2 separate regions of the Homo sapiens genome follow, and region 2 is linked to region 1. A link is a loop called in an ENCODE intact Hi-C map of the cell type or tissue named here. Cell type or tissue: ascending aorta. All regions are shown on one strand. Each heading gives the region's core, and the rest is flanking DNA. Links, peaks and the distances in the headings are about the cores only.

Region 1 (10,006 bases), core at 1,120-9,119:
TGGTTTTTGTACGTTGATTTTGTATCCTGAGACTTTCCTGAAGCTGCCTATTAGCTTAAGGAGATTTTGGGCTGAAACAGTGGGGTTTTCTAAATATACAATCATGTCATCTGGAAACAGGGACAGTTTGACTTCCTCTTTTCCTAATTGAATACCCTTTATTTCCTTCTCCTGCCTAATTGCCCTGGCCAGAACTTCCAACACTATGTTGAATAGGAGTGGTGAGAGAGGGCATCCCTGTCTTGTGCCAGTTTTCAAAGGGAATGTTTCCAGTTTTTTTCCATTCAGTATGATATTGGCTGTGGGTTTGTCATAGATAGCTCTTGTTCTTTTGAGATACGTCCCATCAATACCTAATTTATTGAGAGTTTTTAGCATGAAGGGTTGTTAAATTTTGTCAAAGGCGTTTTCTGGATCTATTGAGATAATCATGTGGTTTTTGTCTTTGGTTCTCTTTATGTGCTGGATTACATTTATTGATTTGCATATGTTGAACCAGCTTTGCATCCCAGGGATGAAGACCACTTGATCATGGTGGATAAGCTTTTTGATGTGCTGCTGGATTCAGTTTGCCAGTATTTTATTGAGGATTTTTGCATCGATGTTCATCAGGGATATTGGTCTAAAATTCTCTTTTTTTGTGTGTGTGTCCCTGCCAGGCTTTGGTATCAGGATGATGCTGGCCTCATAAAATGAGTTTGGGAGAATTCCCTCTTTTTCCATTGATTGGAATAGTTTCAGAAGGAATGGTATCAGCTCATCCTTGTACCTGTGGTAGAATTCGGCTGTGAATCCATCTGGTCCTGGACTTTTTTTGGTTGGTAAGCTATTTATTATTGCCCTAATTTCAGAACCTGTTATTGGTCTATTCTGAGGTTCTACTTCTTCTTATTTTAGTCTTGAGAGGGTGTATGTGTCAAGGAATTTATCCATTTCCTCTAGATTTTCTAGTTTATTTGGGTGGAGGTGTTTATAGTATTCTCTGATGGTAGTTTTTATTTCTGTGGGATCAGTGGTGATATCCTCTTTATCATTTTTTATTGTGTCTATTTGATTCTTCTCTCTTTTCTTCTTTATTAGTTTTGCTAGTGGTCTATGAATTTTGTTGATCTTTTCACAAAACCAGCTCCTGGATTCATTGATTTTTTGAAGGGTTTTTTGTGTCTCTATTTCCTTCAGTACTGCTCTGATCTTAGTTATTTCTTGCCTTCTACTAGCTTTTGAATGTGTTTGCTCTTGCTTCTCTAGTTCTTTTAATTGTGATGGTACTGTGTCAATTTTAGATCTTTCCTGCTTTCTGTTGTGGGCATTTAGTGCTACAAATTTCCTTCTACACACTGCTTTGAATGTGTCCCAGATATTCTGGTATGTTGTGTCTTTGTTCTCCTTGGTTTCAAAGAGCATCTTTGTTTCTGCCTTCATTTTATTATGTACCCAGTAGTCATTCAGGAGCAGGTTGTTCAGTTTCCATGTAGTTGAGCAGTTTTGAGTGAGTTTCTTAATGCTGACTCCTAGTTTGATTTCACTGTGGTCTGAGAGACAGTTTGTTATAATTTCTGTTGTTTTATATTTGCTGAGGAGTGCTTTACTTCTAACTATGTGGTCAATTTTGGAATAAGTGTGGAGTGGTGCTGAGAAGAATGTATATTTTGTTGATTTGGGCTGGAAAGTTCTGTAGATGTCTATTAGGTCTGCTTGGGGCAGAGCTGAGTTCAGTTCCTGGATATCCTTGTTAACTTTCTATCTCATTAATCTGTCTAATGTTGATAGTGGAGTGGTAAATTCTGCCCTTATTATTGTGTGGGAGTCTAAGTCTCTTTGTATGTCTCTAAGGACTTTCTTTATGAAACTGGGTGCTCCTGTATTGGGTGTATATATATTTAGGATAGTTAGCTCTTCTTGTTGAATTGATCCCTTTACCATTATGTAGTGGCCTTCTTTGTCTCTTTTGATCTTTGTAGGCTTAAAGTCTGTTTTATCGGAGACTAGGATTGCAACCCCTGCCTTTTTTGTTTTCCATTTGTTTGGTAGATCTTCCTCCATCCCTTTATTTTGAGCCTATGTGTGTCTCTGCATGTGAGATGGGTTTCCTGAATACAGCACACTGATGGGTCTTGACTCTTTATCCAATTTGCCAGTCTGTGTCTTTTAATTGGAGCATTTAGCCCATTGACATTTAAGGTTAATACTGTTATGTGTGAATTTGATCCTGTCATTATGATGTTAGCTGGTTGTTATGCTCATTAGTTGATGTAGTTTCTTCCTAGCCTCGATGGTCTTGCAATTTGGCATGATTTTGCAGCGGCTGATACTCGTTCCTTTCCATGTTTAATGCTTCCTTCAGGAGCTCTTTTAGGGCAGTCCTGGTGGTGACAAAATCTCTCAGCATTTGGTTGTCTGTAAAGTATTTTATTTCTCCTTCACTTATGAAGCTTAGTTTGGCTGGATATGAAATTCTGGGTTGAAAATTCTTTTCTTTAAGAATGTTGAATATGGGACCCCACTGTCTTCTGGCTTGTAGAGTTTCTGCCAAGAGATCCGCTATTAATCTGATGGGCTTCCCTTTGTGGGTAACCCGACCTTTCCCTCTGGCTGCCCTTAACATTTTTTCCTTCATTTCAACGTTGGTGAATCTGACAATTATGTGTCTTGGAGTTTCTCTTTTTGAAGAGTATCTTTGTGGCATTCTCTGTATTTCCTCAATTTGAATGTTGGCCTGCCTTGCTAGATTGGGGAAGTTCTCCTGGATAATATCCTGCAGAGTGTTTTCCAACTTGGTTCCATTCTCCCTGTTCCTTTCAGGTACACCAATCAGACGTAGATTTGGTCTTTTCACATAGTCCCATATTTCTTGGAGGCTTTGTTTGTTTCTTTTTATTCTTTGTTCTCTAAACTTCTCTTCTTGCTTCATTTCATTCATTTGATCTTCCATCACTGATAACCTTGCTTCCAGTTGATCGAATTGGCTACTGAGGCTTGTGCATTTGTCACGTAGTTCTCGTGCCATGGTTTTCAGCTCCATCAGGTCCCTTAAGGAATTCTCTGCATTGGTTATTCTAGTTAGCCATTCATCTAATTTTTTTTCAAGGTTTTCAACTTCGTTGCCATGGGTTCGAATTTTCTCCTTTAGATCAGAGAAGTTTGATCACCTGAAGCCTTCTTATCTCAACTCATCAAAGTCATTCTCTGTCCAGCTTTGTTCCATTGCTGGTGAGGAGCTGTGTTCCTTTGGAGGAGGAGAGATCCTCTGATTTTTAGTTTCCAGTTTTTCTGCTCTCTTTTTTCCCCATCTTTGTGGTTTTATCTACCTTTGGTCTTTGAAGATGGTGCTGTACAGATGGGGTTTTGGTGTGGATGCCCTTTTTGTTAGTTTGTTTTCCTTCTAACAGTCAAGACCCTCAGCTGTAGGTCTGTTGGAGTTTGCCGATGGTCCACTCCAGACTCTTTTTGCCTGGGTATCAGCAGCAGAGGCTGCAGAACAGCAGATATTGGTGAACAGCAAATGTTGCTGCCTGATCGTTCCTCTGGAAGTTTTGTCTCAGAGGAGTACCTGGCTGGGTGAGGTGTCAGTCTGCCCTTAATGGAGGGTGCCTCCCAGTTAGGCTACTCGGGGGTCAGAGACCCACTTGAGGAGGCAGTCTGTCCATTCTCAGATCTCCAGCTGCATGCTGGGAGAGCCACTACTTTCCTCAAAGCTCTCAGACAGGGGCGTTTAAGTTTGCAGGGGTTTCTGCTGCCTTTTGTTTGGCTATGCCCTGCCCCCAGAGGTTGAGTCTATAGAGGCGGGCAGGCCTTCTTGAGCTGCTGTGGGCTCCACCCAGTTGGAGCTTTCAGGCCACTTTGTTTACCTACTCAAGCCTGAGCTATGTCAGTGGCCCCTCCCCCATCCTCACTGCTGCCTTGCAGTTTGATCTCAAACTGCTGTGCTAGCAATGAGTGAGGCTCTGTGGGCGTAGGACCCTCAGAGCCAGGCGTGGGATGTAATCTCCTGGTGTGCCGTTTGCTGAGACCATTGGAAAAGTGCAGTATTAGGGTGGGAGTGACCCGATTTTCCAGGTGCCATCTGTCACCCCTTTCTTTGACTAGGAAAGGGAATTCCCTGACCCCTTGCACTTCCCAGGTGAGGCAATGCCTCACCCTGCTTTGGCTCATGCTCGGTGCACTGGCCCCACTGTCCTTCACCCACTTTCTGACACTCCTCAGTGAGATGAACCCAGTACCTCCATTGGAAATGCGGAAATCTCCCACCGTCTGCGTCACTCATGCTGGGAGCTGTAGACTGGAGCTGTTCCTATTTGGCCATCTTGGCTCCACCCCCGAAAACTGGTCTTTTAAGTTGTCTCCTGAAGTCTGGGAAGGTAAAGAACTGGCTCCAGCTTAATTTTAATTGCTTTTTGCTTAGTATCAATTCTTGATGCAAATTTAGCTGGCATTCCTTGGCTATTTGACACCTGACTGTAGCATGTTTCTAAGTAAAAATTCACTCCAGTGTTTTACCACAGAGACGTATATTTTGGCTTCTCTATTTCCACCTCCTGGAAGGGGGCAGCCCTCCCTCAGTTAGATAGCTAGATAACTAGCAGCTAGAGGGCAAAATCCTTTTAGTGGTAGAGCAGACTATTCACATAAGTTACGGACAAGTAAGTAGCCCATTCAGTTATAGGTTAATCAGGAAGAATTCTTCACCTGAGCAGATGGAAACATTTTTAGGCCCTAGTTCCCTTTATAGCTCCAGGTATAACTCAGACTGAAAAGCTGTTAGATATAGTGTAACTAGAACTAAGCTATGTAGCTGGGCAAATTCTCTATGCCTCTGTCATATTGGGAGTGCTGATGCGACAAATATGTGGTGGAGAGAAAGGAAAGAGATCAGTCAAGGTAGTCAAGCAGTAAGACATTTTGCTTCCAGAGTTATAAGAAATGTTATTGATCAGGATGAAAGGCAGATTAGACAAGGATTAAGTATGAAGGGATAGAAGTTGAAGGCAAGAAATGAGCAATGAATATTGCTTTTCACCCATTGTTGGATTTTACAATGGCCTCTGGCTAAGTCCAAAAAACAGTGGTCCAGTTACACAGCTGAGCTTCCCTGATGTTTCCATTATCTTTTTTTTTTTTCCTGGTGGATTCTCTTCTCAGGCTCTGTGGGCTGGGTGACCTCCTGTCCTCTGTCCCCAGGCTTAAGAATCTTCGAGCAGACAAAATGGAACATTTATATGCAAGTTTGGTGACATAAATCAAGTGAGGAAAAGTCCATTTTCATGTGGTCATTGTGTCAACTGTTATTATTTCAGTTCAGCCTGGCCACATATATAAATCTCCTTTAAGAAACCAGAAAAGGAATATGTGAAATAACATTTCTAGTATGCATGGTCACTTGCTTCTATTAATAATTACTACTTGTAAAGCCTGGAAATGCTTAAGTTGTTCATATTTTTTGAGCGATTGACTGGCTCTTTTATTTATACATACAAGAAAAAAAGCCAAGTGGAGAGAGGAAATCATCTGTTGCTGCAGAAACATGAAAGTCACATTTTTGGCACTGTTCCCTGGTTGACGTAATTCTGGGGAATGTGCTAAAGGCCATGATTTTCCAGAGGGAGCAAATATTGTTTCATGACTGGCTGTTTGTGGGCACTTTTTGTCCCCCTCTGAAGTCAGGCCAAAACCAAGCTGGGGCTCTTTCTGCCTTGTTTGTCGGTACAGGTCAAGCCCACTTTGAAGCAGAAGTCTAAAATATTTGCTGGTCATTGTGCTCAACCACACCCTATGCCCTTTTATACCTTCTGAATCTTTTCTCCAGGGCCCTCTAAGCTGCTTGGCCTTTGCACAGGCTGCTGGGAAGGTTGCTTTTTCCCTGCTGTGTGGAAACACTAAGGGCTGCCAGTGATGTGTGTGTATGTAAGGGCCGTTCCTGAGCTGACTCCTTAGGTAGACCACAGCACAGTGTGGATTGGGATTTGGACCTAGTTGTTCTCATTCTCTCTTACATCCTAAATGGTCCAAAGCAAAATGGGCTACAGGTCCCAATGCCGTCTGTGAGTAGGCCGTATCCCTATCCGTTCATCTCTTACCCAGCCCAGTCTTCATGCTCCTATATGGAGCTGCCAAGAGACCCTGTAGTAGCTGCTTGTTATGGTCTTCAGGACTTTACTTGGATCCATTTGTCATAAAAGAAAGAAGCCTTTGTATCATGAAATTGGCTGGCAGTTCAGTCTGCGTCCCACAGGGTCATGCCTGGGTTCTCACTAGTTCCCCCACCTCCTCAACATATAGGTAGTCTCATGAAATTTAGGATAATTCCCACCTCTATGCCTTTACTCCAACGATAATGAACACTTGTTTTGCTATGTCCCTTGTACAAAAGTAATTGTTATCCCCCAATCTTGCTCTCATTCAGTTCAAGCCTCTCTGCTAAGTGTTTAAGACCCTCCAAGATTTGACTCTAACTTTTATCTCCTACTGTTTCTAACACATCCTTTACCTTATTTATAGCCATTTGTTCATTTCAGAAATGAAAAGCTAATTCAGAATTATTAGTGCTATAATAGAGGCATTTATAACAAGCATAGAGATGGCCTAAAGGAAGATGTAATCAGTTTTTTTCTGGGGAGTCAGAGAAGACTTCACAAATGATATGATGCTTAAAGCTGAGTCGTAAAGGTTCAAAAGTTGTCCATCAGAAAAACATGGTCCATTGAGGAGGGGAAGAGTAATTTTCTGAGTAATTTTCTGAGCAGGGCCCTGATCCTTGTCTTGGGGGACGGTGACTAGAGCTTTTCTTGTAGCCTCATTATCCCTGCATTCTGCCATAAGTTTGAATGGGGCTGACCACACCAGGAGCTCACGCTCAGAGAAAGGAGTGTAGCTCAGAATAACATCTCATAGAGCATCTTCAGTAAGGAACAAGTAGATAATGTGAGAGACAAACTCACCTGTCCAATCCCAAAAAATGGACTTAGATACCTGGGGAACAGCGAAAGCGAGATTTTTAATGACGATCTTGCAAGATTGGGTGTCTCATGACACCCAGCACAGTTTCAACAAGCAATTTATCCCCTAGTGTGCAAGTCCCTCCTCTGGTTCCTTATAGACCGAGTACTATGGGGTTACAATCTTCCCGGACGTTGTCTATTGATTGTAGGGTAAGGGGTTTCATGTGATTTTTTTAGGGTTGTCTTGCTGCATTTTGTTGCAGCCCACAGTGCATTGCAATCCTAGTTAGCTCTGGGGCTCTTCAGATATTTGACTTATGACCTAAGTAGCTGGGCAGGTTGATAAGAACAGACAAAATGAGCTATTTTGCAGGCTAGTAAACTTTCATCTTAGACTAAACTTCTTCGGTTTGGGTGAAGGCAACTAAGTGGGGGGAAGAAGGGGGAGGCCGATGAGCAGGCATCAGCTATCCAAGCAGGGGCCTAACATATCCTGTTTCTTCTGTAGTTTGCTGACCTAAGCCAATTCAAGGCATTTTGTCTTGGAAACGGAGCACCGTATACATTATTTCCTTCAATTTCCTCCTGTTTTTCTTTTTACTCCTATTGGTTCTATTTCCACACTTATTTTTGTGTTCTTTCATTTTTAAATTTATTAGTTACTCCTTTAGGGACTCCTATTGAGTTAATATAAATGTTGGGATTGAAAGAATTTGTTAGATCTCTCCAACTTCAGTGGCCATGTGGATTCTCAGGGATTTTATAGAATGCCAAGGTGAATGGAATGGAGCTAAGGCACAAGTCCCAGTCCAATTGGGTGGTAACAGGTCATGGAGGTTCCTCTTCCCACAATGCCAGCAGACGTTAGCTTGGGGTATATAAAAAGCCGAGTAGTTGCCTTTGTTTTACTCACCAGTAACATTTAGAATGTGGGTCCAAGTTGAGAATTTTCCCATGGGCTTATTGAACTCTGCCCCCTGCCTAGATAGGAAAGAAGAATGGTTCACATTCTCTATGGAGAATGAGGGGATTGCTCTAGGATCTGACCTCAGTAAGGCAGGAAACAACAATAATAAAATTTGCAAGTCCCATTTCCCCATGCATCTCTGTCCTGGTGTAGAGCCAACATGCCACACATTCCTCTGGGATTGGTATCCCTTCCTAGGGGAAACGGAACTACCTGTACCTGAGGCCGCCCAAGAGAGCATGCATAACAGTTGCTCTTATTAAGAGCTAGTACTGAAAATTTGACCCATTCAATCCAGGCGTTTACATCCCCATATCCAGTCTCAATTTCTAAAGTCTGCTTCAAGTCAGTTATTTTAATTATATTTACTCTCTTAGGGTCATTGTCTGGTGGATTAAAGGAAGTAGAGGGACCGGGAGTTATAATAATCCTGGGTGGGCTTGGGATGGAGTTGGTGACTAGCCTAAGAGCTAACCATGCTACAGGATCCTTTCCTGAGATATCTGTTCCTAATCTATACCTTCAAGGTTCCTGGTCTATAGTAGCTGGGTTGTTTATGGTAATTAACATATGATTGCATTTTAAATTACTACAGTTATGTAGTATAGGGCCCTTATACAAATATATTTTGTTCTTTAAGGGTTTGTTTTTGGAAGAATGACTTACCCAGCCTCAAAATTGGGTGGTCCACCAGACCTCATTCCAGCTAGAACAGGTCTTTCCCCAATAGTGACAAATTTCAGGACATAGATATTTGTTTGCTTGTGACAGCTGCCTTTGGTTCCCTAAATTCCCACAAAGTAAGACTTGGCAGGCATTAAATTATATAGTTTGGGGGCGGAGTAGAGGTCTTAGTTATGTTGACTATTAGTTTGATTGTATATTCCTTACTTTCTACCCCTAGTACTGGGCTCTATTCAATACTTAGGTTTTCTTTTACCCCTTGTGTTAGGATTAATCCTAACCATATCCACCCCCAATGATGAACCCTGCTTATAGCTTCTTTTTAGGTTTTTCTTAGAGCTAGCTTTAAGTGTTTCTTAGGTGATTTATACACTCCACATTCACCCTTTTCCCTTTCTTCCAGGGGTTCTTTTACCAGGGTTTTGACCCGTAGGTAATATGTTCACCCCCATTCAGCTGTTTGTACGGCTGTCTCAGTGATTAGATGCACTTGATAGGGACCTTCCCAGCTTGGGTGGAGCATATCTTCTTTCTAAGTTTTAATTAGCACCGAGTCACCAGGCTGGAAATGGTGTACTGTGAACTGAAGAGGCGGGGTTTGAGTTAGAAGTCCTTTTTTTTTTGAGACTGTCTCTCTCTGTCATCCAGGCTGGAGTGCAGTGGTGCAATCTCGGCTCACTGCACCTCTGCCTCCTGGATTCAAGTGCTTTGCCTGCCTCTGCCTTCCAAGTAGTTGGGGTTACAGGTACCCACCACCACACCCACCTAATTTTTGTATTTTTGGTAGAGACGGGAATTCATCATGTTGGTAAGGCTGGTCTCAAACTCCTGACCTCAGATGATTCGCCAGCCTTGGCCTCCCAAAGTGCTGGGATTACAGGCATGAGCCACCTTGCCTGGTCTTAGAAGTTCTTTTAACCTAAGAAATGACAGGGTGGAGGATATGGCCAGTATATAATGTCTTAAAAAGTGATCTTTTGTTTCCATAGTAGGAAGGTCAGTAGTCCTACCTAAATATGGGAGTTCATATAATAACTTGTAAGGGAACAATCCCCTAGTCTTTCCTTGGGGATGTCCTAATCCTAAAGAGTGCTATTGGGAGACATTTGGTCTAAGGCATTTTAGTTTCTAAGATTAGTTTAGTAATATGCTTTTTGAGAGTTTGATTTATTCTTTTGACTTTTCCAGAGGAAGGGAGATGCCAAGGGGAGTGGTAATTCCATCTAATGTGTAAACTTTTCATAATTCCCCTTAGCACACTTGAGGCAAAATGGCTCCCACTGTCTGAATCAATATTTTCTACCAGGCCAAATCTGGGTATAATTTGTTCTAAGATTATTTTGACCACATTCCTGGTGGTGGCAGTTAGGAGGGGGAAGACCTCCACCCAGCCAGAGAGGTGGTGTATCATTACCAGTAG
Region 2 (10,006 bases), core at 917-8,916, 60 kb after region 1:
CTGCAAAACATCCAGGTGGCTCTCTGCCTCAGTCTAGAAATGCAGTGGGGAGTGTGCAGGGGTCCAGAGGGATTCTCCCATTCCTAGTCTTGTACTGGTCCCTCTGAAGAGTGTGACTCCTCTAGGGGACTCTCATTCACTCACCCTTTCCCATGCTGGAGAGGTTCTCCTGGCTCCGTGCTGAGCCCAGAGAGGCTGGAGACCAGCTTCACTCCTCTCTGCTCTCTTTGTCCTATTGCTGCCTTGATGGATTCTGATGTGGTTTCTCAGATGATTGGCTGGCAGGATCAGTGTTATTTAGCCATTTTGTTTCCTCTCTGTGAGAGTGGCATACATGAGCTGCTATAGTCTGCCATCTTGGCCTCTCCTCCTTGTATTATGTATTTCTTAAGAAGTTATTGTAGCTATCATATTTGACTGTTTTGACTTTTAACCTTTATACTAGAGATTTATCTGATGTACAGAGCACTCTAACAGTATTGGAGTATTCCAGATTTGACTATATATTTACCTTTATCAGTGAATGTTATAGTTTTGTGCTTTCATGTTAGTAATTAGCGTCCTTTGGTTTCCAGTTTAAGAACTTCCTGCTGCATTTCTTGTAAAGAAGGTCTAGTGGTGGTGAATTCTCTCAACTTTTGCTTGTCTGGGAAAGAATATTTCTCCTTTATTTTGGAATAACAGCTTTGCTGGGTATAGTATTTTTGGCTGTCAGTTTATCTTTCATGACTTTGAGTTTATCATTTTATTCTCTCTTGGCCTATAAGGATTTCTGCTGAGAAATTTGCTTAGAATCTAATAAGGATTTCCCTATATGTCGCTTGACACTTTCCTCTTGCTGCTTTTAAAATTCTGTCTTTAAGATGGTGAATAGGAACAGCTCTGGTCTGTAGCTTCCAGTGAGATGAACACAGAAGGTAGATGATTTCTGCATTTCTAACTGAAATACCTGGTTCATCTCACTGGGATTGGTTAGACAGTGGGTGCAGCCCATGGAGGGTGAGCAGAAGCAGGATGGGGTGTCACCTCACCTGGGAAGTGCAAGGGGTTGGGGAACTCCCACCCCTAGCCAAGGGAAGCCATGAGGGACTCTGCCATGAGGGACAGTGCTATCCAGCCCAGATACTACACTTTTCCCAGTTTTTGCAACCAGCAGACCAGGAGATTCCCTTGGGTGGCTACACCACCAGGGCACTGGTGGAGGGAGGGGCGTCTGCCATTACTGAAGCATGAGTAGGCAGTTTTCCTTTCACAGTGTAAACAAAGCCACCTGGAAGTTCAGACTGTGCAGAGCCCACTGCAGGGTGGCATAGTCACTGTAGCCAGACTGCCTCTCTAGATTCCTCCTCTCTGGGCAGGGCATCTCTGAAAGAAAAGCAGCAACCCGGTCAGGCACTTGTAGATAAAACTCCCATCTCCCTGGGACAGAGCACCTGAGGGAAGGGATGGCTGTGAGCGCAGCTTCCAGACTCAAGCATCCCTGCCTGCTGAATCTGAAAAGAGCAGTGGATCTCCCAGAACAGCACTTCAGCTCTGCTAAGGGATGTAGTGTCTCCTCAGGTGGGTCCCTGACTCCCATGCCTCCTGACTGGGAGACACCTCCCAGCAGGTGTGGACAGACACCTCATACAGAAGAGCTCCAGCTGGCATCTGGTGGGTGCCCCTGTGGGACAAATCTTCCAGAGGAAGAAGCAGGCAGGAATCTTTGCTGTTCTGCAGCATCTGCTGGTGATACCCAGGAAAACGGGGTCTGGAGTGGACCTCCAGCAAACTCCAGCTGACCTGCAGAAGAGAGGCCTGACTGTTGGAAGAAAAACTAACAAACAGAAAGCAATAATATCAACATCAACAATGAGTATGCCCACACAAAAACTCCATCCAAAGGTCACCAGCATCAAAGATCAAAGTGAGATAAATCCATGAAGATGAGAAAAAAAAAGCACAAAAATGTTGAAAATTCCAAAAACCAGAATGCCTCTTCTCCCCCTAAGGATCACAACTCCTCACCAGCAATGGAACAAAACTGGATGGAGAATGTGTTTGATGAATTGAAATAAGTAGGCTTCAGAAGGTGAGTAACAAAAAACTCCGAGCTAAAGAAGCATGTTCTAACCCGATACAAGGAAGCTAAGAACTTTGATAAAAGGTTACAGGAACTGGCAACTAGAATAAGCAGTTTAAAAAGAATATAAATGACCTGATGTGGCAAAAACAGAGCACAAGAACTTTGTGAAGCATACACAAGTATCAATAGCCAAATTGATCAAGCAGAAGAAAGAATATCAGATATTGAAGATCAACTTAATGAAATAAAGCATGAAGACAAGATTAGAGAAAAAAGAATGAAAAGGAACAAACAAAGCCTCCAAGAAATATGAGATTACATGAAAAGACCAAACCTATGATTGACTGGTGTACCTGAAAGTGACAGGGAGAATGGAACCAAGTTGGAAAACACAGTTCAAAATATTATCCAGGAGAACTTCCCCAACCTAGCAAGGCAGGCCAACATTCAAATTCAGGAAATAGAGAACACAACTAATATACTCCTCAAAAAGATCAACCCTAAGGCACATAATTGTCAGATTCATCAAAGTTGAAGTGAAGGAAAAAATGTTGAGGGAAGCCAGAGAAAAGTTCAGGTTACCCACAAAGGGAAGCCCATTGGACTAATAGTGAATGTCTCTGCTGAAACCCTACAAATCAGAAGTTAGTGGGGGCCAATATTCAACATTCTTAAAGAAAAGAATTTTCAACACAGAATTTCATATCCAGCCAAACTAAGCTTCATAAGTGAAGGAGAAATAAAATCGTTTACAGACAAGCAAATACTGAGGGATTTTGTCTCCACCAGGCCTGCCCTAAAAGAGCTCCTGAGGGAAACATTAAATATAAAAACAAACAAACAAACAAACCAAAAACCAGTACCAGCAACTGCAAAAAACACACCAAAATATAAAGACCAATGACACTATGAAACAACTGCATCAACTAATGTGCAAAATAATCAGCTAGCATCATGATGACAAGATCAAATTCACCCATAACAATATTAACTTTAAATGTAAATGGGCTAAATGCCCCAATTAAAGACAGAGACTGGTTAATTGGATAAAGAGTCAAGACCCATTGGTGTGCTGTATTCAGGAGACCCATCTCACGTGCAAAGACACACATAGGCTCAAAACAAAGGGATGGAGGAATATTTACCAAGCAAATAGAAAGAAAAAAAAGCAGGGGTTGCAATCCTAGTCTCTGATAAAACATACTTTAAACAAGCAAAGGTCAAAAAGGACAAAGAAGGGCATTACATAATGGTAAAGGGATCAATGTAACAAGAAGAGCTAACTATCCTAAATATATATGCACCCAATACAACAGCACCAAGATTCATAAAGCAAGTTCTTAGAAACCTACAAAGATACTTAAGACTCCCAGACAATAATAGTGGGAGAATTTAACACCTCACTGTTAATATTAGACAGATCAACGAGACAGAATTTTTTTTTTTTTTGAGATGCAGTCTTGCTCTGTCACCCATGTTGGAGTGCAGTGGTGCGATCTCAGCTCACTGCAACATTTGCCTCCTGGGTTCAAGTGATTCTCCTGCTTCAGCCTCCTGAGTAGCTTGGATTACAGGTGTGTACCACCACACCAGGCTAATTTTTGTATTTTCAGTAGAGACAAGGTTTCACCATGTTGGTCAGGCTGGCCTCGAACACCTGACCTCATGATCCACCAGCCTCAGCCTTCCAAAGTGCTGGGTTTACAGGCATGAGCCACTGCACCCAGCCTAGAAAATTAACAGCAATATTCAGGACTTGAACTCAGCTCTGGACCAAGTGGACCTAATAGACATCTACAACACTCTCCATCCCAAAGCAACAGAATATGCTTTCTTGTCAGCACCATGTAGCACTTATTCTAAAATTGACCACATAATTGGAAGTAAAACTCTCCCCAGCAAATGCAAAATAATGGAAATCAAAAGAGACAGTGTCTCAGACCACAGTGCAATCAAATTAGAACTCAGGATTAAGAAACTCCATCAAAACCACACAACACACACACCACACAACAATTAAGGCAGAAATAAATAAGTTCTTTGAAACCAATGAGAACAAAGACATAATGTACCAGAATCTCTGCAACATAGCTAAAGCAGTGTTTAGAGGGAAATTTAGGGCACTAAATGCCCACATGAGAAAGTGGGAAAGATCTAAAATCAACAACTTAATATCACAAAAGAACTAGAGAAGCAAGAGCAAACACATTCAAAAGCTGGCAGAGGACAAAATATAACTAAGATCAAAGTAAACTGAAAGTGCTAGAGTCACGAAAAACTATTCGAAACTTCAATGAATATTTGTTTTTTTTTGAAAAGATTAACAAAATACGTAGACTGCTAGCCAGACTAATAAAAAAGAAAAGAGAGAAGAATCAAATAGACAAAATAAAAAATGATAAAAATAAAAACTGATCCCATGTAAATAAAATCTTCTATCAGAGAATATTATAAACACCTCTACATAAATAAACTAGAAAATCTCAAAGAAATGGATAAATTCCTGGACACATACAACCTCCCAAGACTAATCCAGGAGGAATTCGAATCCCCGAATAGACCAATTACAAGTTCTGCAACTGAGGCAGTAATTGATAGCCTACCAACCAAAAACGCCCAGGACCAGATGGAGTCACAGACGAATTCTACCAGAGGTACAAAGAGGAGCTGGTACCATTCTTTCTGAAACTATTCCAAACAATAGAAAAAGAGAGACTCCTCCTTAACTCAATTTATGAGGCCAGCATTATCCTGATACTAAAACCTGGAAGAGACACAACAAAAAAAGAAAATTTCAGGCCAATACCGCCTGATGAACATCGAAGTGAATATCCTCAATAAAATACTGGCAAACCACATCTAGCAGCATATCAAAAACGTATCCCCCAAGATCAAGTCAGCTTCATCCGTGGGATGCAAGGTTGGTTTAATATATGCAAATCAATAAACATAATCCATCATATACACAGAACCAATGACAAAAATCACTTGATTATCTCAATAGATGCAGAAAAAACCTTCCATAAAATTCAACACCCTTCATGCTAAAAACACTCAATAAACTAGGTATTGATGCACATATCTCAAAATAATAAGAGGTTCAGGATGTTGAAGCTGCAGTGAGCCATGGTTGCACCACTGTAATTCAGCTTGAGTGACAGAGGGGATCCTGTCTCAAAAAAAGGAAGAGGCAGAAAAAACTTCAGGGTTTTGAGCCTGGCAAATTGGTGATTCATCTACCAAAGATAATAAAGTAACTTGGGTGTTTTAGACCACATCTCCTCCTAGCATACAAACCGTCTTTTAAATGTGTCCAAGGCTAAAAAATGATGACATGATACAAATGATGTCTTTGAGCTGTGGAAATATATAGGATCCATAGGTGAAAATGATGAACCTATGAGAGAAATGAGTGTGCAAACCTAGATGAAACAAGGCAGCTTGATTACAGCAGAAAAGGATGGAGAGGATAATTAGGACACCTGGATTTGGACCACAAACTTGGTTTGTTACTGGGCAACTTTTTCTCTCTCTTTGTCCCAGTATTCTTATCTAAGAATGAGAATACTCATTTGGACAACTAATACTTGGTTGAGTAGATGCTCTGTGGCACACTGAGCTATGGAAAACGCTGTCAGGGGCTATTGAGGTAGAGATGCAGGGAGGAAAAGCAGCCAGGTCTATTGACTACTCCTCTGTTTTATCTAAATCAATCAGAAAACTACCTGGTATTTGGGTGTCTGCCAGTTCAGATCCTTTGTGACTCTGCTTGCCTGGCGACAGCACTGGGGAACTCTGCTCACCTTTCTTTATAGTCTATTGAAGAATTTTTGGTGGTTCCTTGAGTGATATGGGTGTCACAAGGATGAGTAAAAATTAAAGGGAGAGAGTTGTAGCCTGTGGCATTGGGAGTTTTCTCTTAGTGACAATACAGAGTGCGAATGATGACTCCTCAGGCTTGGAGGTTGGGTTGGAGGAACTTCTGCTGTGCTGATTATTGAACATTGGTCCTTTCCAATTGGGCCAATCTCAAATATTGCTAATATTTTCCACTTGTTTAGTCTTGGCTTGCAGGCTTAAATGTTGCAGAACTATCAGGCTTTAGTTAGCATGTCAGGGCTGCCCTATCTATCCATAGGAATAGAGCAACACATATGGGCTACCACATATAATGGTCTTTTGAGTTGACAGTCAATTCATCAGTGTGATTTTATCATGCCAGGCTGTCTTAAACTGTTACCAGTTCCTTTTCTCTAGTTGCTTGTGAAAAATAGGGGATAGGTAGGTCAAGAATCAGGAATAATAATTCCTTACCTCTGTATTCTACATTGTGTCTTACATAGTGTTCTTTAATCCAGGCTCTCAGCTGAGTTTCACAAGAATCCTGTGGAGTTTATAGGGCTTGGATTGTTACTCTCATGTGAGAGATAAAGACTCTATCTCTTTATCCTGTAACGTTTGTTTCAAGCTTCACCTCCTTTATGATAATTTCATCCACATACTTGATCCTGTCACTGCTCACCAACCACAGTACTTAAACTCTATATTCTGTGTGTAGCCACTTATTATTTTTTTATACTCTATTGTAGATATTTGTGTACCCTAAAAAAGCCATCATCATCTCTAACATAGCTCCGTAACTAGTTTCCTTGCTCCAACTCTTATTGCCCTCCCTACTACAGTCTATTTTGAAGACAGAAACTAGTTTGCTTCTTTGAGAAACAAGTCAGATGATGTCACTTCCTGTGAGCTAAACCTTGTAATAGTTCCCAATCTCACTCAGAATAAAATCTGAAGTCTTAACAGTGGCTTACAGGGCCTTTTCATGTTCTTTAGCCTGACTGGTATCTGTCTGACTTCCTCTCTTATTACTCCCCTTGCTAGCTCTGCTCCAACTACATTAGCCTCTTTGTTTTTTCTGGAATACATCTAGTACATTCTTTCTCAAGGCTTCTGTACTTTCTGTTCCTTCTGCTTAAATTATCTTTTCCCAATATCTACAGGGCTGGCTCTCTCACTTCTCTTATGTCTCTAATCAATGTAACTTTATAAAAGGTGTCTTTTTTTATTACTGTATGTAAGATAGTTAGATATACCTTAGCACTCCCTTTTCTTCTTGCTCTGTGATATGGTTTGGCTGTGTCTCCACCAAAATTTCATCATGGATTGTAGTTCCGATAATCCCCATGTATCAAGGGATTTACCTGGTTAGAAGTAATTGAATCATGAGGGCAGTTATCCCCATGCTGCTGTTCTCATGATAGTGAGTTCTCTAATATCTGACGGTTTTATAAGGGGCTTTCCCCCCTTTTGCTGGGCACTTCTCCTAGCTGCTGCCATGTGAAGAAGGACCTGTTTGCTTATCCTTTGACCATGATTGCAGGTTTCCTGAGGCCTCCCCAGCCATGCTGAACTATGAGTCAATTAAACATCTTTTCTGTGTCAATTACCCAGTCTCAGATATGTCTTTACTAGTAGCACGAGGATGGAATAATACATTAAATTGGCACCAGGAGTGGGGTGCTGCTGTAAAGATACCTGAAAATGTGAAAGTGACTTTGGAACTGAGTAGCAGGCAGAGATTGGAATAATTTGGAGGGCTCATAAGAAGATAGAAAAATGTGGGAAAGTTTGGAACTTCGTAGAGACTTGGGGGGCTCAGAAGACAGGAAGATGTGGGAAAGTTTGGAACTTCCTAGAGACTTAAATGGCTTTAACCAAAATGCTGATAGTGATATGGATAATAAGATACAGGCTGAGGTGGTTCAGATGGAGATGAGGAATTTGTTGGGAACTGGAGTAAAGATCACTCTTGCTATGCAAACAGATTGGTGGCATTTTCCCCCTGCCTCAGAGATCTGTGAAACTTGGAACTTGAGAGAGATGATTTAGGGTATCTGGCAGAAGAAATTTCTAAGTGGCAAAGCATTCAAGAGCAAGAAGAGAAGAAAAGTTTGGAAAATTTGCAGCCTGGTGATACAATAGAAAAGAAAAACCCATTTTCTGGGTAGAAATTCAAGCCAGTTGCAGAAATTTGCATAAGTAATGAGGAGCCAAATGTTAATCACCAAGACAATGGGGAAAATGTCTCCAGGGCATGTCAGAGACCTTCATGTCAGCTCCTCCCGTCACAGGCCCTGTGGCCTAGGAGGAAAAAATGGTTTAATGGGCCAGGCCCAGGACATCCCTGCTCTATACAGCCTTAGGACATGATGTTCTGCATACCAGCTGCTTCAGCTCCAGCTGTGGCTAAAAGGGGCCAATGTACAGCTCAGGCTGTTGCTTCAGAGGGTGCAAGCCACAAGCCTTGGTGGCTTACATGTGGTGTTGGGCCTGTGAGTGCACAGAAGTCAAGAATTGAGGTTTGGGAACCTCTGCCCCAGTTTCAGAGGATGTACAGAAATGCCTGGATCTCCAAGCAGAAGTTTGCTACAGGGTGAAGTCCTTATGGAGGACGTATGCTAGGGCAGTGCAGAAGGGAAATGTGGGATTGGAGACCCCACACAGAGTCCCCACTGGGGCACTGCCTAGTAGAGCTATGAGAAGAGGGCCACCATCCTCCAGACTCCAGAATGGTAAATCCACTGACAACTTGCATTGTGCATCCAGAAAGGCCAAAGACACTCAATGCCAGCCTGTGAAGGCAGCTAGGAGGGGGGATTTACTCTGCAAAGCCACAGGGGTGGTATGGCCCAAGGCTGTGGGAGCCCACCTCTCACATCAGCATGACCTGGATGTGAGACATGGATTCAAGGGAAATCATTTGAGAGCTTCAAGATTTGACTTCCCTGCTGGATTTTGGACTTGCATGAGGCCTTTATCTCCTTTGTTTTGGCCAATTTTATTCCATTTAGAATGGGCGTATTTGCCCAATGTTTGTACTCCCACTCTATCTAGGAAGTCACTAACTTGCTTTTGATTTTACATCTTTGATTTTAACTTGCTTTTGATCTCATCAGCCCTAGGCTCATAGGCAGAAGAGACTTGCCTTGTCTCAGGTGGGACTTTGGAGTCTGGCTTTTGAGTTAATGCCAGAATGAGTTAAGGCCTTGGGGGACTGTTGGGAAGGCATGATTGTGTTTTGAAATATGAGGACATGAGATTTGGGAGGGGCTGGGGTGGAATGATATAGTTTGGCTGTGTCCACACCCAAATGTCATCATGAATTGTAGTTCCCATAATTCCCATGTGTCGTGGGAGGGACCCAGTGGGAGGTAATTGAATCATGTGGCCATTATCCCCATGCTGCTGTTCTCATGATAGTGAGTGAGTTCTCATGAGATCTGATGGTTAAATAAAGGGCTTTTCCCCCTTTAGCTTGGTTCTTCTCCTTGCTGCCACCATGTGAAGGACATGTTTGCTTCCCCTTCCACTACAATTGTAAGTTTCCTGAAGCCTCCATAGCCATGCTGAACTGTGAGTCAATTAAACCTCTTTCCTTTATAAATTACCCAGTCTCAAGCATGTCTTTATTAGCAATGTGAGAACGGACTAATTCACTCTGCTTTTTTTGTTTTCCATTGCATTCACTGACATATTATGATTTTGCTTGTTTATTTGATTATAGTCTACCTTTCCTTACTAGAACATAAGCACTTGAGAATAAGGACTTTGTTTTGTTCAAGGTTACATTTTGAGTCTCCAGAACAGTGTTTGACATATAGTAGACATTCAGAAATTCTGTTGGAAAAATAAACAACTCCATAAAATACTTGAGGACAAGCACTGTTCAATGTCCCCTATTCATGTTCCTCATGCTAAACACACTTGCCTTAATCAAACAATGGAACTTAAAACAGAAAGACCCCTTAGAGACCTTGGAGTCTGCCTTCCTCAGTTAATAGATAGTAAAGCTGGATGGAAGCGTATTGCCCAGGGTCATACAGAAAGTTGTTGGCAGAGTCAGAATAAGAATCCAAATCATCTAACTCTAGCTCCACA

The links. Hi-C counts contacts between places; a loop is a spot of excess contacts. Peaks named below come from ENCODE experiments on the same cell type or tissue, not always from the same donor. Only the 100,000 strongest peaks of a DNase experiment are listed, where the experiment ranks them.
Region 2: it touches region 1 in a loop (2.7-fold over the local background); 2 of 110 quality-filtered maps call a loop at or near these places.

The regions. Positions count from the first base shown.
Region 1 is chrX:77,083,587-77,093,592 of GRCh38, reverse strand. No RefSeq gene overlaps it. Among named protein-coding and RNA genes, the nearest start is that of MIR325HG, 74 kb to the right of the region's middle. RefSeq lists an enhancer at 5,387-5,681. In ascending aorta, for the core only: no CTCF peak of the experiment used is centred there; DNase peaks (open chromatin) are centred at 5,572 and 5,842; H3K27ac peaks cover 1,724 bases.
Region 2 is chrX:77,023,081-77,033,086 of GRCh38, reverse strand. No RefSeq gene overlaps it. Among named protein-coding and RNA genes, the nearest start is that of MIR325HG, 14 kb to the right of the region's middle. In ascending aorta, for the core only: no CTCF peak of the experiment used is centred there; no DNase peak of the experiment used is centred there; H3K27ac peaks cover 1,521 bases.